2 separate regions of the Homo sapiens genome follow, and region 2 is linked to region 1. Evidence: chromatin loops called from intact Hi-C (ENCODE). Cell type or tissue: ascending aorta. All regions are shown on one strand. Links, peaks and the distances in the headings refer to the core of each region. The heading gives the core; the rest is flanking DNA.

What was found. Peaks named below come from ENCODE experiments on the same cell type or tissue, not always from the same donor. Only the 100,000 strongest peaks of a DNase experiment are listed, where the experiment ranks them.
Region 2: it touches region 1 in a loop (2.7-fold over the local background); 4 of 110 quality-filtered maps call a loop at or near these places.

Annotation. Positions count from the first base shown.
Region 1 is chr9:17,901,830-17,910,044 of GRCh38, forward strand. It overlaps LOC105375987 (a long non-coding RNA gene), which reads right to left and starts at 5,427. Exons shown (of 2, transcript XR_929509.2): 1 at 5,345-5,427; 2 at 318-4,561. It also overlaps a transcript of ADAMTSL1 not described here. RefSeq lists enhancers at 4,979-5,523, 5,524-6,068. In ascending aorta, for the core only: no CTCF peak of the experiment used is centred there; DNase peaks (open chromatin) are centred at 4,182, 4,442, 4,632, 5,112 and 1 weaker place; H3K4me3 peaks cover 2,568 bases; H3K27ac peaks cover 2,215 bases.
Region 2 is chr9:18,209,215-18,217,429 of GRCh38, forward strand. It overlaps a transcript of ADAMTSL1 not described here. Among named protein-coding and RNA genes, the nearest start is that of ADAMTSL1, 260 kb to the right of the region's middle. In ascending aorta, for the core only: a CTCF peak has its summit at 4,223 (motif pointing left); a DNase peak (open chromatin) is centred at 4,207; H3K4me3 peaks cover 345 bases.

The sequences.
Region 1 (8,215 bases), core at 1,813-5,812:
CTAAACCAAACTTCATTTCTTAAAAGAAGGAAGAGTTGTTGCTGCAACCTTGAAATTCAAGAACTCTACATAGGCTGATGGATTTTTTACATTGGGGGTTTGCCTAGGAGTTTACATGATTAGTCAGTCTCTCACTCTATTAGTGGATTCTGTCCATTCATTTAGTCGGTCAATCATTTTTTGGAATATCCCCCATGTTGGAGGACTACCATAGGTACTGGGATAAAGGTTAATAGTCTGTCATGCTTATCTTCTAGGTGCTTGCTATTTGTGTCTTGCCTAATGGTTAAGTTTCCAGCCCATTGAAAGGTGTGAAGTACTAATTCACCCATTTATTAATTCAACAAATTTCAATTTTGTCAAACATGTGCTAGGCATTTGGATGCAGTAGGCATTGGCCCCACAATGATGAATTGCTCTTGTAGAATTTACAACCTAGTGGGAGAAGAAAGGACACATTTTGGTTACTTCGGTTAATAAAAGAGTAATCACAAATTAAAATCAATTCTTTGAAGGAAAAGAATACAGATATATCCATGCATGTAAACAAGAAATCCAACCCATATATGGGAGAGGCTCAGTAATGAGTTAATCATTGAAGGAGATCCAGAGGGAAAGGGACACCATCTTCAAAAATGTGTTCCTAGAAGTAGCATGCCAGTGTCAGATGGACAGCCAAGAAAGTAGAATGTTTCAAGAAGGAACAATCAACCATGTCATGAGGTTTTGTGAGGACAAAGAGAGGACTGACCAATGTCCATTGGATGTTACAGCATGGAGGTTATTGGTGACTAGAGTAGCTTCAATTTTCATAGAGTGATGGTGGCCGAATTCTGACTGGAATGGATTGAGGATTAAATAGACACAGAGGAAAGCAATAGGGAATATAAACAAAACCTTTAAGAAATGTAGTTATGATGGGAAGAAGATATGGGTTCATTGAAGGAGAGTTCATGTCCTTATTTATACATGGGAGAGGCTTGGGCATGTTTGAATATTAAAAGGTAGGATACAGTTTACAGGGAGTTATTGAATACACAGTACAGAGATGGAAAAATGAATACATTTTTTTACTAGTTGAAAGCAAGAGAAGATCAGACCCAGAACATTGGAGATGGACTAGCCTTAGAGAGAAGACAGAAGGGAAGTACGGTATGGATAGAAGTAGATTTGGTGCAAAAGGGTAGAAGTAGAAATTGCTCCCATTCAACTAATTTGATTTTCTCTGAAAAGTTGGAGCTCTGCATGTCTGTTGAAAAGGAGCAGCGTGAAGGAGGAGTTGGAGGTTTGGAGAAACTGGGGAATGTTTGAAATAGTCATTGTAGAGAGTAGGATGGTATGAGAGTGAATAGACGGAGAAATATAGGAAGACTGAGGGGCAGTGTTGCAAGTCCATCTGAAGCTGGTGAAGGTGGTGTTCTGATACTTACCTGTCCTATTCTGTGGCTTTCCCCTGCAGTGCTTGTTCCTGGAGGGTGGGCACTGAGAAAGCAGGTAACTGAGATCATTTTGAGTTGAAGAGTGAAGACCAAAGGGCAGGAGAGTGTAGGGTTATGAAAAGAGTGTTATTGAAATGATGAGCTCTGGAAAGAAAAGTATGCTGGATAAAAAGAGGATAGGAAGAAGAGTGAGAGTTGAAGAAAGCATTGGGACATGGGGAACAGTCAGAAGTACCACTGAGATTAAGTGGAAGAGAGAGCCAGCCTCAGCATCATGCATTCGTGTGTTCCAGTGGAACTATCCTTTCAGAGGATGGGCTTGTGATGTCCAAAACTCTCTCCTGCTGCAAATCTCAAATGAAAGGGCTTGTAGTACAGAGCAGAGGCCCTGGCAAGATTGGAACTGGTGAAGAGCCATCAGTGGTGGCTGGTATCTTCTGACACTCCATGTAGATTCCAGGGCCTGAGCAATGTGGCATTTCTTAGTCCTTCTATGACAATGTGGTTATTAAGCTGTTAAGTAAAGACATCTGTTTGAAAGCATCTTCCCTACAATTTTTGCAGTATCAAGGAAAGTTGATTTTAGTGGATAAAGGGAATATTTTTGTCCTTGTCATTCATTCTTTAAACTATCAATCATGTATATTGATCAAAAGTCATCTAAAAACCTATGGCTTTTTAAGCAGACAATGAACAAACCAACAAACTCAGGCTCTGCTAACATTCAAGTCTGATGTTGGATGCAAAGATCTGGAGTTGAACCCTTGGCATGGAGATGCTCTAAGGAGATGCCACCTTCTCACATTATATGAGACCAATCAATGCCTTGCTTCTCCTGTCCAGCTTTCCCAGCACCCACTTTGTTCTCCACTCACCAGAGTGCATCTCCAGGAATGAAAGCTTCATCATCTCATGGCCAGTTTATGGCAGCATCTTCCTAGCTGGTCTCCCTCCTTTTGGACCTTCTACCCTTTTTTAATCCTACACTTGACTAATTGCCTTATTAATTAACTTTAAATTCCTATTTTCTTCTGTTACCTCACTATTAAAGGAACAGAAGTTCATGCTTTTCTAATCAAGTTGTAGGAATGAATTCATCTGCCTCTTACGTGTGAGACTTTGGACACATAACTTAATTTTCGTGGGCCTTAGTTTGTTCATGAATTTAAAAATCCAAGTGTGGCTATTGGACTAGATGGTCAAATTCTTCATGGTTTGAAGTATGTGGCTGGGCTAGAGCTCCATTCCAATCCTGAAATTCTGTTGCTGTGCTCCCCTCCACAGCCTACTTCCAATCCTAGTAATATAGCCATTGAGCTTCAGTACTCTGATGTGTCAAGTTAGGATAATCTGCACCTATCTTGGGGGTTGTTTGAAAATTTAATTCAGTTAATGTTGCTTAGCACTGCTGCCTGGCACATCATTTCCCTTCTTTCTTCCCTCCTGGTGCTGTAGGTACCCCCAACCCCAACAGGTTAGGACCACCTGCTTGCCAAGCACAGCCTTGCCTTTTTCTGTTTAATATTGTGGCTCAATCATCCTAGCAAGACAAGCCATCTGCGACCCTCCATAGAAATATTTTCCTGTCTCCAGCCTCTGTAGTCTTTGTTCTTATTTTGTGTGTGTGTGTGTGTGTGTGTGTGTGTGTGTGTGTGTGTGTGTTTGGTTTATTTATTCATTTTTAAATGTCTCACCTTTTCCTTTATATCAATTCAAGCTGAAAACTTGGCCTAAAACTCCTTTAGAAAAGAATCTCCAAATATTTTGATCTTTGAGCTTTAACTTTCTGGGAATCTAGGCTCAGAGGTAGATGTATTTTTCCCATTTCTGATTTTTTTCTTTCACACTTTGGGAACTCAATACACATGATGAGTAAACAGATGAATTCTGAAAAGCAGCCTCCTTTACCATTAACAACTACACAACTCCTATTCTAGACACAAGTGCTGATACTGGCACACATATGACATTCATTTCCTATAGGCACTTCTGCCCTGACTTTGCCTCTCATTCTGTTAGCAGACAGTTTGTGTCTGGTCTGTTTACCCAATTGAAAAGAGCAGGATCCGCATCTGTCTCAGTCGCTGATGGGCTACAACGTTCAACCACAGCGCCTGGCAAGGAGTAGGCATTTAGGAATATGTGGATTGAATGAATGGTTGCTAGGGAGTATGGTGGCCTCTTAATTTTATGCTGGGCTCATCCCAGTGCGCGCACGTGGGAACTTCACAAAAGTTATTTCATGAGCACAGCGCTGAATCCCCTTATCCTACGGAGTTTACTGAAGTGGGGCCAGTTCTCCGCCTCTTTTAACTTTACTGCCAAGGCAGGAGAGGGGTGGAGTGGCCTGGAAGACAGTTGGAAGGAGGGTGGGAGATTTGCTTTCTTACAAAGATGCTTTGGGAGACTGGATCTATAGCGCCAAATTTTCAGGAAGAAATGATCCTGAGTCCCAATGGCAAAAAAAACAAAAACAAAAACAAAAAACAAAACAAAACAAAACAAAACCCCACAAAACCTGCAGCCGAGCTCAGTGTGTATCTTCTGTTAAAGAGACAGCCTGAAAGCCTCCTGTGTACTGAGAGCGTGGTCCAAACCAGAGAAGGGGGCGCCCTAGCTTGCCCCCAGCAAGCCATTAGTACAGGAAGACAATCAGCGAAGTCAACCTCACTGAACCCACTTCTTGGGCTCCCTGTGCCCGACGCTGGCTTCTGGTTCACGGCGTGCCTACCCAGCTGTCGTGGGTCCCCGTCACTCCCGGGCGCATGTTGCAAAACAAATCAACTCCATGGGAAAAGCTCCATGAGCGCCCAGGGGACAAGTCCCCACGGACAAACATGTCATAACGATTTCAGTTTTGTCCCATTACGTGAGGTTGTAAGTTTCTTCATCATTCCCCCCTCCCAACAAGCACAAAATCGTCCCCAGCCCCTGGAGCATCTTGCGGGGCTCCCAGGTCAGCAACAGCACTCGGAGCTCCGAGCTCCAGGGAAAGCGCTCAGGGAATGGCTCCTAGGACTGGTTCCTGGGAAAGCGCCAGCGTCCAGGGAGAGATTTCCTTCTCCAAGGGCCGGCAGGGTGGCATTCCAAGCGCGAGCAAGGTGGGCAGTGAGCGATCCTCCCTTTAAAAAAGAATAAATAAATAGAAGCCAGCGCGCAGCCCCGCTCGGGTTTCCCGAAGCGCACACCGCTGTCGCTGCCGGGGCGGCTGGATGTCTGCGCTCCCCGCCTCCGCTGGGCTGACACGGGAGGGGAGGAGCAGGAGCTGGAGGGGTGTTGGGGGTGGGGGGAGCGCGAACCATCTCGAGCCAAGACAAGCAGCACATTCACAAATAACGCCCCCACCCCCAGCGCACGCGCTCCCATTCAAAGCAGACCCGCTCCGCGGCCGCACTGAAGCTCCAAAGCCGCGCCGCCTGCCCCAGCGCAGCTCTGTCTCGTGGGGCGCACGCCCGAGCCCGCCTGCCGGCCGCCGCCGCGGAGCCACCGCAATCAGCGCAGGAGGCGGCCACCTCTTCGAGGGAGGGGTCTCGCCTGAGACTCCCCTTGGTCCCCGCCATGGGGACCATGGCACGACTGGAGGCGCCCCAGTGCCCCGGGTTCCTGGCCCGCCTCCTCGGTGGCACCTGGTGCCTGCTCTGTATCGCCGGACAGGTAGGGTAGCCTGTGCGTCTTGCGTCCCTCCCGGGGACTCTGCTTCTAAAGCCTGTGCTACAGCGAAAAGCGCTACAGCGTGGGAGGTGCTCTCTTCCGCGAAGGTCCATCCTGGGGCTGCGCTGCCGCCCAGGCTGGGGACAAGTGGCGCGGGGTTGGGGCTAAGGCGTACCCTGGGGTCGATCGGGTCGATCTCTGCGTTTAGGCTTGACCCAGCTTCCTGGGACCCTGTCCTGGCTTTTCGCCCTTACCTGGGTCCTGCTTCCAGCCAGGCAGAGCCGGGGCGAGAAGGCGGCGCCTGAGCTGGGGAGCTGTCATCCCCAACAGTCCTCTACCCCCCACCCTTTCCGACAGTCCTTCGCGGAGCCCCCTCTCTCGTTCCAGGCTGAGGCTTGGGCGGCGCCGGGGACACTCGGGTGCTGGGACACTCCTCCACACTTCCGCCCTTCTGCGGACCTAGTGAACTTCTGACACTGTCACCCTAGGGCCGCCCGCAGCCGAGTGTCGGGGGCGCAGCGTTGTAATGTGTGCGGACGCCGGACCAGGTGGGCTCCCTGGTGCCTCCGCGGTCTAGAGGTGGCTCTGGTGGGTGGGTGCCCGAGGATTGGCCCTGACCATACCCCCTCCGAATCCTCCCAGGGTCTTCTCCAGGGCCACACGGGGTGTATAAGGAACTGGGGACTTCTCCAGGGTGGGAAATTCAGGCCCTGAGGCGGCGCGGAAGGGCCCTGGGAGAGGGTGTCTGATTAATTCAGTTTGCCTGGTAGTGGTTTATTATCACAAGACTTGGAGAAAGCTGCTTAGGGAAGAGGGCAGGGGTCCAGGGTCGAGTCAAACTCAGAATGCCTGCGGTTCCTTGGTTTTCACACTTTCCAGACTCAGGTTAACTATTGCTTAAAACCCACGAATTGGGCAGTTTGTACATAATTTAGCCTCCATAGATTTGCCTTTCACAGGATTACTTGGGTAATTCTGGGAAAATACCCAAATACTCTTGGCCGGAATTACCGCCAGATAGCCTCCCTTTCCTCTGTTTTGCTTATGGAGACTTGTCCAAATAGGGGGATTTCCTTCCCTCGCTTTTTCTTAACGTTTTGCAACTTGTTTTCCGATCTCTATTTTAAAATTTTGATTGCAGTGGTGCACTTCTAGAGGCTGAGAGAGGACCGAGAATGTTGTCTCAGAAGGGCCCGGAGCAGCAGGGATTACTCTCATCAGTAGTAGAAATTTTCAGCAGGGAACACCTGCTTAGATTGGAATATGACAAACAGTTGGAAAAGCTTGTATTAATTATCAGCAAGTTGTATTCCCACCATGCTTCGTTCCTTGTCAGGGCTTCCCAGCCATGGCTGCACAGTAGAATTACCTAGGGGAGCTCTAGAAATTTCCTGCGTTAGGGCCACACCCCAGCTGGATTACATCAGAATCCTGGAGGGAGAGGGGAGGCTGGGACATCAGAAATTCTAAAGCTCTCGGGTAATTCTGTTCTGCAGCTGGGTTAAAACCCAATGTGCAAAAATGACCTGCCTTAATGTGACTTTTTTTTTTTTTGAAACGGAGTTTCACTCTCGTTGCCCAGGCTGGAGTGCAGTGGTGTGACCTCGGCTCACTGCAACCTCTGCCTCCTGGGTTCAAGCGATTCTCCTGCCTCAGCCTCCCAAGTAGCTGGGATTACAGGCATTTGCCACGACGCCTGGCTAATTTTTTGTATTTTTAGTAGAGACGGGTTTTCACCTTGCTGGCCAGGCTAGTCTCAAACTCCTGGTCTCAGGTGATCCACTCGCCTCGGCCTTCCAAAGTTCTGGGATTACAGGCGTGAGCCACTGCTCCCGGCCAATGTGACTTGTTTTATAGAATCATGGCCCCATGTGTCTTTATAGCAGCATGATTTATAGTCCTTTGGGTATATACCCAGTAATGGGATGGCTGGGTCAAATGGTATTTCTAGTTCTAGGTCCCTGAGGACTCGCCACACTGACTTCCACAATGGTTGAACTAGTTTACAGTCCCACCAACAGTGTAAAAGTGTTCCTATTTCTCCACATCCTCTCCAGCACCTGTTGTTTCCTGACTTTTTAATGATTGCCATTCTAACTGGTGTGAGATGGTATCTCATTGTGGTTTTGATTTGCATTTCTCTGATGGCCAGTGATGGTGAGCATTTTTTCATGTGTTTTTTGGCTGCATAAATGTCTTCTTTTGAGAAGTGTCTGTTCATGTCCTTCGCCCACTTTTTGATGGGGTTGTTTGTTTTTTTCTTGTAAATTTGTTTGAGTTCATTGTAGATTCTGGGTATTAGCCCTTTGTCAGATGAGTAGGTTGCAAAAATTTTCTCCCATTCTGTAGGTTGCCTGTTCACTCTGATGGTAGTTTCTTTTGCTGTGCAGAAGCTCTTTAGTTTAATGAGATCCCATTTGTCAATTTTGGCTTTTGTTGCCATTGCTTTTGGTGTTTTATACATGAAGTCCTTGCCCATGCCTATGTCCTGAATGGTAATGCCTAGGTTTTCTTCTAGGGTTTTTATGGTTTTAGGTCTAACGTTTAAGTCTTTAATCATCTTGAATTGATTTTCGTATAAGGTGTAAGGAAGGGATGCAGACACATGCACACGTATGTTTATTGCAGCATTATTCACAATAGCAAAGACTTGGAACCAACCCAAATGTCCAACAATGATAGACTGGATTAAGAAAATGTGGCACATATACACCATGGAATACTATGCAGCCATAAAAAATGATGAGTTCATGTCCTTTGTAGGGACATGGATGAAATTGGAAATCATCATTCTCAGTAAACTATCACAAAACAAAAAACCAAACACTGCATATTCTCACTCATAGGTGGGAATTGAACAATGAGAACACATGGACACAGGAAGGGGAACATCACACTCTGGGGCCTGTTGTGGGGTGGGGGGACCGGGGAGGGATAGCATTGGGAGATATACCTAATGCTAGATGAGGAGTTAGTGGGTGCAGCGCACCAGCATGGCACATGTATACATATGTAACTAACCTGCACATTGTGCACATTTACCCTAAAACTTAAAGTATAATTAAAAGAAAAAAAAAAAAAGAATCATGGCCCCAGAAGTAAACTCGAAGAACAGTAAAGAAGGC
Region 2 (8,215 bases), core at 2,093-6,092, 310 kb after region 1:
GTTTGAGACAAAAATGCACATAAAAATTACGTCAGACTTGTTTGTGATGGCTGAAAGAACCCATTTGGGTTTATTATTATGCATTATGTCATCATTAGAACCTTCACTATTGTTCTGGTGAATATGGCACATTTATGCATTTAACTTAACTCTGGGATGTGTAGTAAAATGCCTTTTTGTTATCGAATCAGTACCTATCACCCAGAGCTATGTGAACACTCATTGGAGACCTATTATAAATATTTAGACCATGGAACCAAAACGCAAACCCTGCCTAAACTCTGTGTCTAGATTTAGTAAATGGAGCTTAATTTTATAAAGCTAAAGGGAGGTCCCGATAAACTTAATTCTTGACTCTAAGTAAACCACCTGAATTCAGTTTAATTATCATAGCTTTTCTAATTAACAGGTTGATGATCTTTAAGAAATGCAAGTTTTAGCCTTGCTGATTTACTTTTTCTGATTGAAAGATACCCTTATTCATGTAAACACACCTCCAACTAATTTTTGCTGGGTAACACTTACTTCTCTCCTGATTATTTCCTCTTTGTTCTGTTTGAGTGACATCATAGTGGATAATTCATTTTGTTAATTGGTGACTTTGGTGGGAATTGAGTAGTACCTATACCAGCTTGCCTGTAGACAGTGAAAAATCATAACTGTTCTCTGGATCTACCTGTGTCAGATTATCTAGGCTGAGGATCTCAACAATAGATGTGCCTTGCCAGTACAGAATGCATGGAATAAGCACATTATTTCCCATATGTTATATGTATGTTTATGTCTCTGTTTAAAACAAAGTCTGCTTTATAAGTGGGCTACATTGCTATCTCATGTTTACCTTATAAAATGACCTTTGTTTCTGATGCCTTCCTTTTCTTTCCTTCACCAGCCTCTTTCTCTTAACATAATCACAACCAGGTAATGTCAGTCCCCAAGAGAATGAGCACATACATAGACTTTCCAGCTAATACTCCATTTTCTTTCTTTCCTTTCTCTTTCCCTCCAAATATAAAGTATAAATATAAAATATAAAACATGTCAGAGTTTTTAATTAATACTTTAATTAAAATTTTAACTCATTCATTAAAATTTTAATTAATTCATTAATAAGAACAACTTTTAACATATTACAACTAGCTTTAAATAGAAGTCAAAGAACACACACATATACGCTAATATTATATATTATTATATATGATATATATTAATAAATATATTATGTATGATATATTAATAAATATATATTAATTATATATGATATATAAATAAATATATATTAATTATATATGATATATATTAATAAATATATATATTAATTAATATTACCAGGAATGCTAAGATGGATTTGTTAGTAGATGAAAAAAATTATTAATATTCCTATGACAATAATCATTGCATATTCACCAAGATTCACTTGCATTTCTGTGGATAAGAATCATTGGCATTACTGTCAGTTTTCTATAACTTACAGGGTGGTAAAACAGCTCAAAGGCAACGAACAGCTCTGGCAGCTTAGAAGGGTATACTAGGCAGGACACCAGTAATTTTTTTTTTTGCCTATCTTAAAGTCTTTCACAATATCTCCTGATGCTCTTTTCTTTAAATAGTAATTGAGTGCCTGGCCAGGTATTATGCAGTAATCAACCACAGAAGTAAAATTTGTCACCATAGAGTTTAAAGGCTGTCTAGAGACAGAGACATTAGAGAAACACACAAACAAATGTATAGTTACACATTGTGATAAGTTCTATTAAAAAAAAAAAGGTGACAGAGGAGAGAAGCGACAAGGTGGGTCTGAGGAAGTGATATTTAAGCCATATTTAGGATGAGCCACAGCTGGCTGGACAAAGAGAGTCCCTAGACGACCTCTCTAACCCTGGAGCACTATTTAATGGTCCCAAATTTTTAAACACTCCTAATTTATTTTCTATCTCCTTTTCCCAAAAGCAATACACAGTCGCCAGTTTTCACACTTGCCAATTCCACTTTAAGAATGGTTTTAACTTTTTAACTCCATGGCTCTTTTTGTTAACTTCTAGGTCAGTGTTCTTTCAAAAATTTTGTGATCGTGACCACCCAAACAGTAAGAAATACAATGGCCCCCCTCCATTTTTTCCCTATTCCATTTCATTCTACAGATGTGAGTCTCAAGACCCATTTAATTTCATAAACCAAATGAACAGCCACCTACAATTTGAAAACCATTGTTCTAAAACAAAAATTTTATCTGTTTATTTTTGTATCTCTGTTATAGGATTTCTTGTTTAAAAACAGCAAACAAAACAAAAAACCTCTCTAGGACTCTCTTCTGAGCTCTGTCCTCTACTTCAGGGACTGAAAATCTTCTGCTGACAGACCACATGTCCCCACTCAGCCAAATTGACATCTGTGGGGAAGTACCTAAATCAATATCCAATGTGCCTTCAGTTGCAAAAATGTGGCAATCCCTTAAAAATCCTTCTTTTATTTTAGAAGAGAATTTCACCGTCCCTTCAGCATCTGAAGCTAAAGATACCTTCCATGTAATTTTATATTTATCTGTTTCCTTTACAAAACTTTGCACTTTACAAGTATTGCTTCAAATGTTCCATTGAAAATCAGATAGTGAAACTTACACATTCCCAAAGCAAAAATGTTGGAAATGTTTTTTACATTCTTAGGCCAGCCCTCAACAACCCAGTTAAGCTACAAACTGTGGGACTTCAAGTGCCCCTGTTTTCATGACAGTGTTTCTGCAGGAAGTGCATTTTGATTTTGACTTAGTATGCCAGGAATGAAAGTCTCATTCAAGGACAGAACCTGGGACTCTCCTAGGGTTGTATGAAAAGCAGTTAAGAGAAGAAACAAGTCCACTGTGACCAGATTTAGGCACCAGAAAAAATTCTGGAACCAAATCTGGACAAGGTGTGTGTATTAACGTGTATGTATTTGAGTCTTGCGCCCATGTTTAATCTACCAGTTCCTGAAAAAAAGGAAGACTTACTCCTGGTCCCCTTGAAGAAGACTGATTGCTTTGGGTTGATTGAACAGCAAACTCAAAGTCTCTGTGGTAGGAGGAAGATTGACGTGTTTATGAACTTTATGACCATGTTTGACCTCCTGGGCCAATGTTTCTTGTGTGACATGACAAAATTCCAAGTGTGTCCATAATTTTAAACACTGAAAAGGCTTAGGATAGATTATGTTCAGCAAATGTATTTATGACTAGTTTGATTTGACCAAACATATAAATGAAACAACTTCATAGAAAAAGTAATATTTTACTTGTCACTATGTCAAACAGCCAGATCTGTAGTGCTGGTCTTGGAGAAGACTGGATTGGCCAGGCTGAAGTGTAGTTTTAAAAGTTGTTGTTGTAATCACCAGTAAAATCCTATCTTTGCAATTGCATGTGCAATTGCAAATCCATATGCAAATTGATGTTGGGCCGTTGTAAAAATGTATACATTTCAAAAGTATGAGAGGCTACTACATCATAGCTTTCCCACAATGTGTAGTTAGAGTTTGAGTTGTCTTCCATTCAAAGGGAAGACAACTTCTAGCTCTAGGGTGCCTTTTGCCTTTTTGGTGTGGACGATAACCCTTAGGTCACACTGAGACTAGGTAAGATGTGCTTCAACATTCCCCACAAATTTTTTCCCCACAATGGTCATAAGATTGTAAAGATTTGGGAGAGAACAACACCTGAAAGTCTTATTTTAATTTTACCTTTTGAATAGAATTTGCAGTTCATTGTCCTAAATGCAAATTACTAGCATTTTGAGATGTGATTTATAATGGGAACTTCTATCTTTAGCCGTTAGTGTATTGAACATCAACTCAGCCTGACTTAATGCAAGACTTGACCATTTTATTTTTTGGCAGAAATTCTCATGAACGCTCACACCAAAAATTCACTTACCACATGACTTGAAAGAAAGAAACTGTAAGCTACAAGCTCTGCTCTTCCCTCTTTCCCCTCCTTGGAATTTATTTAATATCTTTTTCACCTGATTGGATGGTACACTATTAAACTGCTAAAGCCAGTGAGATTCTTGTTCTTTCCCCTTTTGTATTCAGGGAAAACATATTTGTAGGATCACGCTCTTGATTCATTGGAACTGTGATGATAACGGACATTTTCAGGGATTGAATTGGTGTTGGTATCCTTCGGAGAACAAAACACTGTGTTCCTGGGTGAGAAGACAGTCCTAAGTTGCAAACTCCCAGCGCCCTCTAGTGTTGTTTTCCGTTAGAACTTAGTGAGAAGCTAAACTTTTGCCTTTGAGATGATGCTGAAAAGGTGATTGAGCCTGGGACTAGGTATTAGTGAGCTCACACTAAAGCATAAAGGTGTCTTTTTGTTTTCTGTTACTTCATAACTGTAACTAGAAAATGAGGACGTTCTGTGCTGCTGTTTCAGAAATCTATTTCTTTGATATATCTCTATAGGGAATTGACGGTTTTCAAGATAGCACATACGGAAACCTCAGAGATAGAGGAAGTTGTACCTGAGAGATCTGAGACAGAATCTGAGTCCAAATAATTTTTTTTTGTCCTTGAGACAGAGTCTCGCTCTGTCGCCCAGGCTGGAGTGCAGTGGTGCGATCTCGGTTCACTGCAACTTCCACTTCCCTGGTTCAAGCAATTCCCCTGCCTCAGCCTCCCGAGTAGCTGGGATTACACGCCTGGCTTGCTTGCTTATTTATTTATTTATTTTAGTAGAGATGGGGTTTCACCATGTTGGCCAGGCTGGTCTCGAACTCCTGACCTCAGGCAATCTACCCGCCTGGGCCTCCCAAAGTGCTGGGATTACAGGCATGAGCCACCGCCCCTCGCCCAAAGAAATTTAATTGTAATTTTAAAATTTTACGTATTTAGTGTATTTTTGTTGTAAGAACAAAGTCAACTCTTAGTGATCTGTAGGCTTATTTTTCATGGTCAAGTTATCACCTGTATTTTCTTCTCTTTCTAACAGCAGTATTCCTCTTTTCTCTCCATCAATAAACCCAGAATTACATTTAGAAAATATATTTTAAAAGTTTTTAAATTAGATAAGCATAGTTATAGTACATGTTATCATAAAATCTCTTCGAAATTCAAATACAGTTTATTTTCAAGTAGCTTATTTGAAGTTATGTAGTGTGTTTGTTATTAGGATGTATAGCCTCCAATTCACCCAAAGCAATGATATTCTTTGGAACAATTCAGAGATGATGTACTTTGTTTTCTGAATCTGTCTAAATATGGAACATCCCAAGGAAATACATTGAAATTGACCTTAAAGCTACTTTTTGACATCTGATGGCGATGCCAACTAAATGTTACTAAAATGTTTAGATTAAATTTAGAAAAGATATACTACAACAATTATGTGATATAACAACAGTTCCACAAAGAAAGAATTGATAATAGTCTTTGCAGAAGCTAACTTTGAATTTGTGTATCCATGGTCATTTAATGTGAACTGTTGTTTGCTATTAATAATGTTTACAAAAGTTTTATTTCATAAAAACCCAGAAGTATCAAAGTAGAGTTACTTCATTTGATAAGTGATTTAAAAATATTTCAAAACATTTTAGAGAAAATAGTTTTACTACCTAGAAAGAAACTAGGAAGCCACACAAAAGCTTTCCAATAAATGTCATGCACTCTATAATGGGAAAGATTTACATGTATGTGACCCTGAATACACTTTCTGTAGACATTATCTTCTGCCCACCGTAGATCAGGCAGTAGTCTTTATTGAAAGAAGATTTTAACAAATTGAGCAACATCCTGCTGTGTTTGGTTTTCTTTATAACTCAGCATTGAAAAAATTGAAAAAACAACAACTAAATTCTTTATGGATTTACATATTACTTTGAAAGAGGGCAGAAGTTGAATGAGATGGCGATTGGAATGGTTAAATTAAAATATTGTTACATTTTGTATAGCCAATATAGTTTATCATTTATGATTATGTTATATTTGAACATAAAATAATACATAAAGTGGCCATCTCTGAATTTATTTTACTGTAATAATTTTGACAGTTCCAGTAGTTACTGCCTCAACATAAAGAAGTTTGTCAAAATTGAAAATACTGAAAATAATCTAACAACTATGATGATTCAAAAAAGATTATCTAATTTAGCATTACTGTCAATATAAGGAAATTTATGGGAAAACCTTAACTATAATAACTTAAGTATTTTATAAAAATGAAGACAAGAAATATTGTATTTTATGAAGTAAACATATTTATGAGTTATATATGTGTTTATGACTCATCTATACATTACTGGCCTGTCAAAAGAACTGCTGACATACACAGTAATAATGAATATCAGTCATCTTTGATGTCTTGCTGACTAGCAATCAAAAAAAATCCCATAGCTGCACTCCTTTTTTCAATTTTGTTGTCATAGAGGTATATTTGTCAAGATGGGAAGGTAGACTATTTTATTTAATGGTTTATTAGCTTGGCTTATAACTTTTAGACTATTTAGGTTTGTGGTGTGAGGGCCCCTGTGTGTTCTGTTTTTGCTGCTCTTGCAGATGCCAAGGCCAACTTGTAGGGAAAGACTCTGGGAGTGACCTTAAAGGCAGGGGGACCAGCTCCTGCTGTCCTCACGGAGAACTCTGATTCACTGCCTTTCATGTGAGACAGCTGCTACAAGAATGAAAGAGACACCACATGTCACTTTTGTCAACTCACCAAATGTTGGAATTTTGGGTTGTCTTCTTTCCAACCAAGAGAGAGTCCATTACGAGAACTGAGTTAGAGCCTCAAACCTTCGTAAAGATTAGGAAAGATTCTGTGAAAAAATCTGTGATGAGTCCTCTTGTAAAACCACCACTCCTGGAAACATTTCCAAATTCATTTTTAAATGTGTTTCCCCCACACATTCCATTGATTACTTGAACCAAGATATGTCTCTAATAAGAGAATCCTCAATGCAACTACATCCAATAATAACAATAATAAAATTACTAGGCTTGTGCTAAGTGAAAAATTTAGGTCCAACTTTTGTTGTTCGTTGTCAAAACTGCTCATATACACCCCCACCTGTGGGTGTGTACTGTTTTGGACAAAGAGTTTGCCTTTAATCTGAGATTGGAATAAGCATGAAGCATTGTGGTATAGTATTTCATAATAAGCAATTTTCAGGTAAGGCTGGAAGGAGAAATTCTGCCAGGTTATAGCTGTTGATCAGGCAGCTTTCACCACAATTCTTTTGCACTTGCAGTAGATGCCTCTGAAAGAAACACAGATGAAAGATTATTGACAGGAGAATAACTTAGCATAGGCATGAGGGGAGAAAACACCACACAGTTTAGGAGGTTGGCAGCAGCATCAAGCTCCCTCTGACAGGTAAGGCCCTAAAGCCAAGGCAGTGGAGCCAGCATAAGCCAGCCCTTACATAACAGATTTGGGCACGCAGCAGTGACATACAACTCTTGCTCTCCTTTTTTTTTTTTTTTTTTCCTTTTCTTTCAAGATGACAAACATTTCATAATTCTCTTCCATTTTCCTTTAGTTTTTTTCTCCTCCCTTCTACCCTGTCCTCTTGGTGAATGCTGACTCTAGACATTACTACCTTTGTTCTTGTTAATTTCAACTTTTTATTCAGATTCCATGTTAATAGTATTGCATGGTAGTTGAGAGCAAAAACGCTGGAGCCACACCAGCTACGTTGAAATCCTGACTTTACCCCTTACCAGCTGTGTGGCCTAAACTTTTATTTGACTCAGTTTTCTGAGTAAAATGGGAGTACTATTTGTACCCTCCCCTCCATTAGATTGTTGGGAGTTGAGATAGGGCTATGAGGAAGACAAATGAGGGGTCAAGTAGAGAATAAAGGACATGAGCTTTAAATAAGTGACCAGGAAGCCCCTCTAGGGAAGGGGCATTTAATCTGGGCTCTAAAGGAAGAGAGAGGGGTCAGTTACTTTATCTCTCTAGAGAAGCATTTTTGTTCTGTTGCCTGCTTTTTCAGTCAGAAAGTTAGGCCCTGGGTTCCACAGAAATGACAGCTAATAAAGTGTTTTTACATGTTCTATCATTATGCTGCTTATTCTTCATAACAACCCTGTGAAGTTTAGATGAGGAGCCTGAGGCCCAGAGAGGTTCCATGATTTGCCCGTGTGTTTTTTTCACTGCATCACTGTTGCTTCCCATCTTGGGTGCTTTCAGGCAAATGTTTCTTGAGGTGCCAAAGAAGTAGCATTACCCCTCCCCAGCTTTATT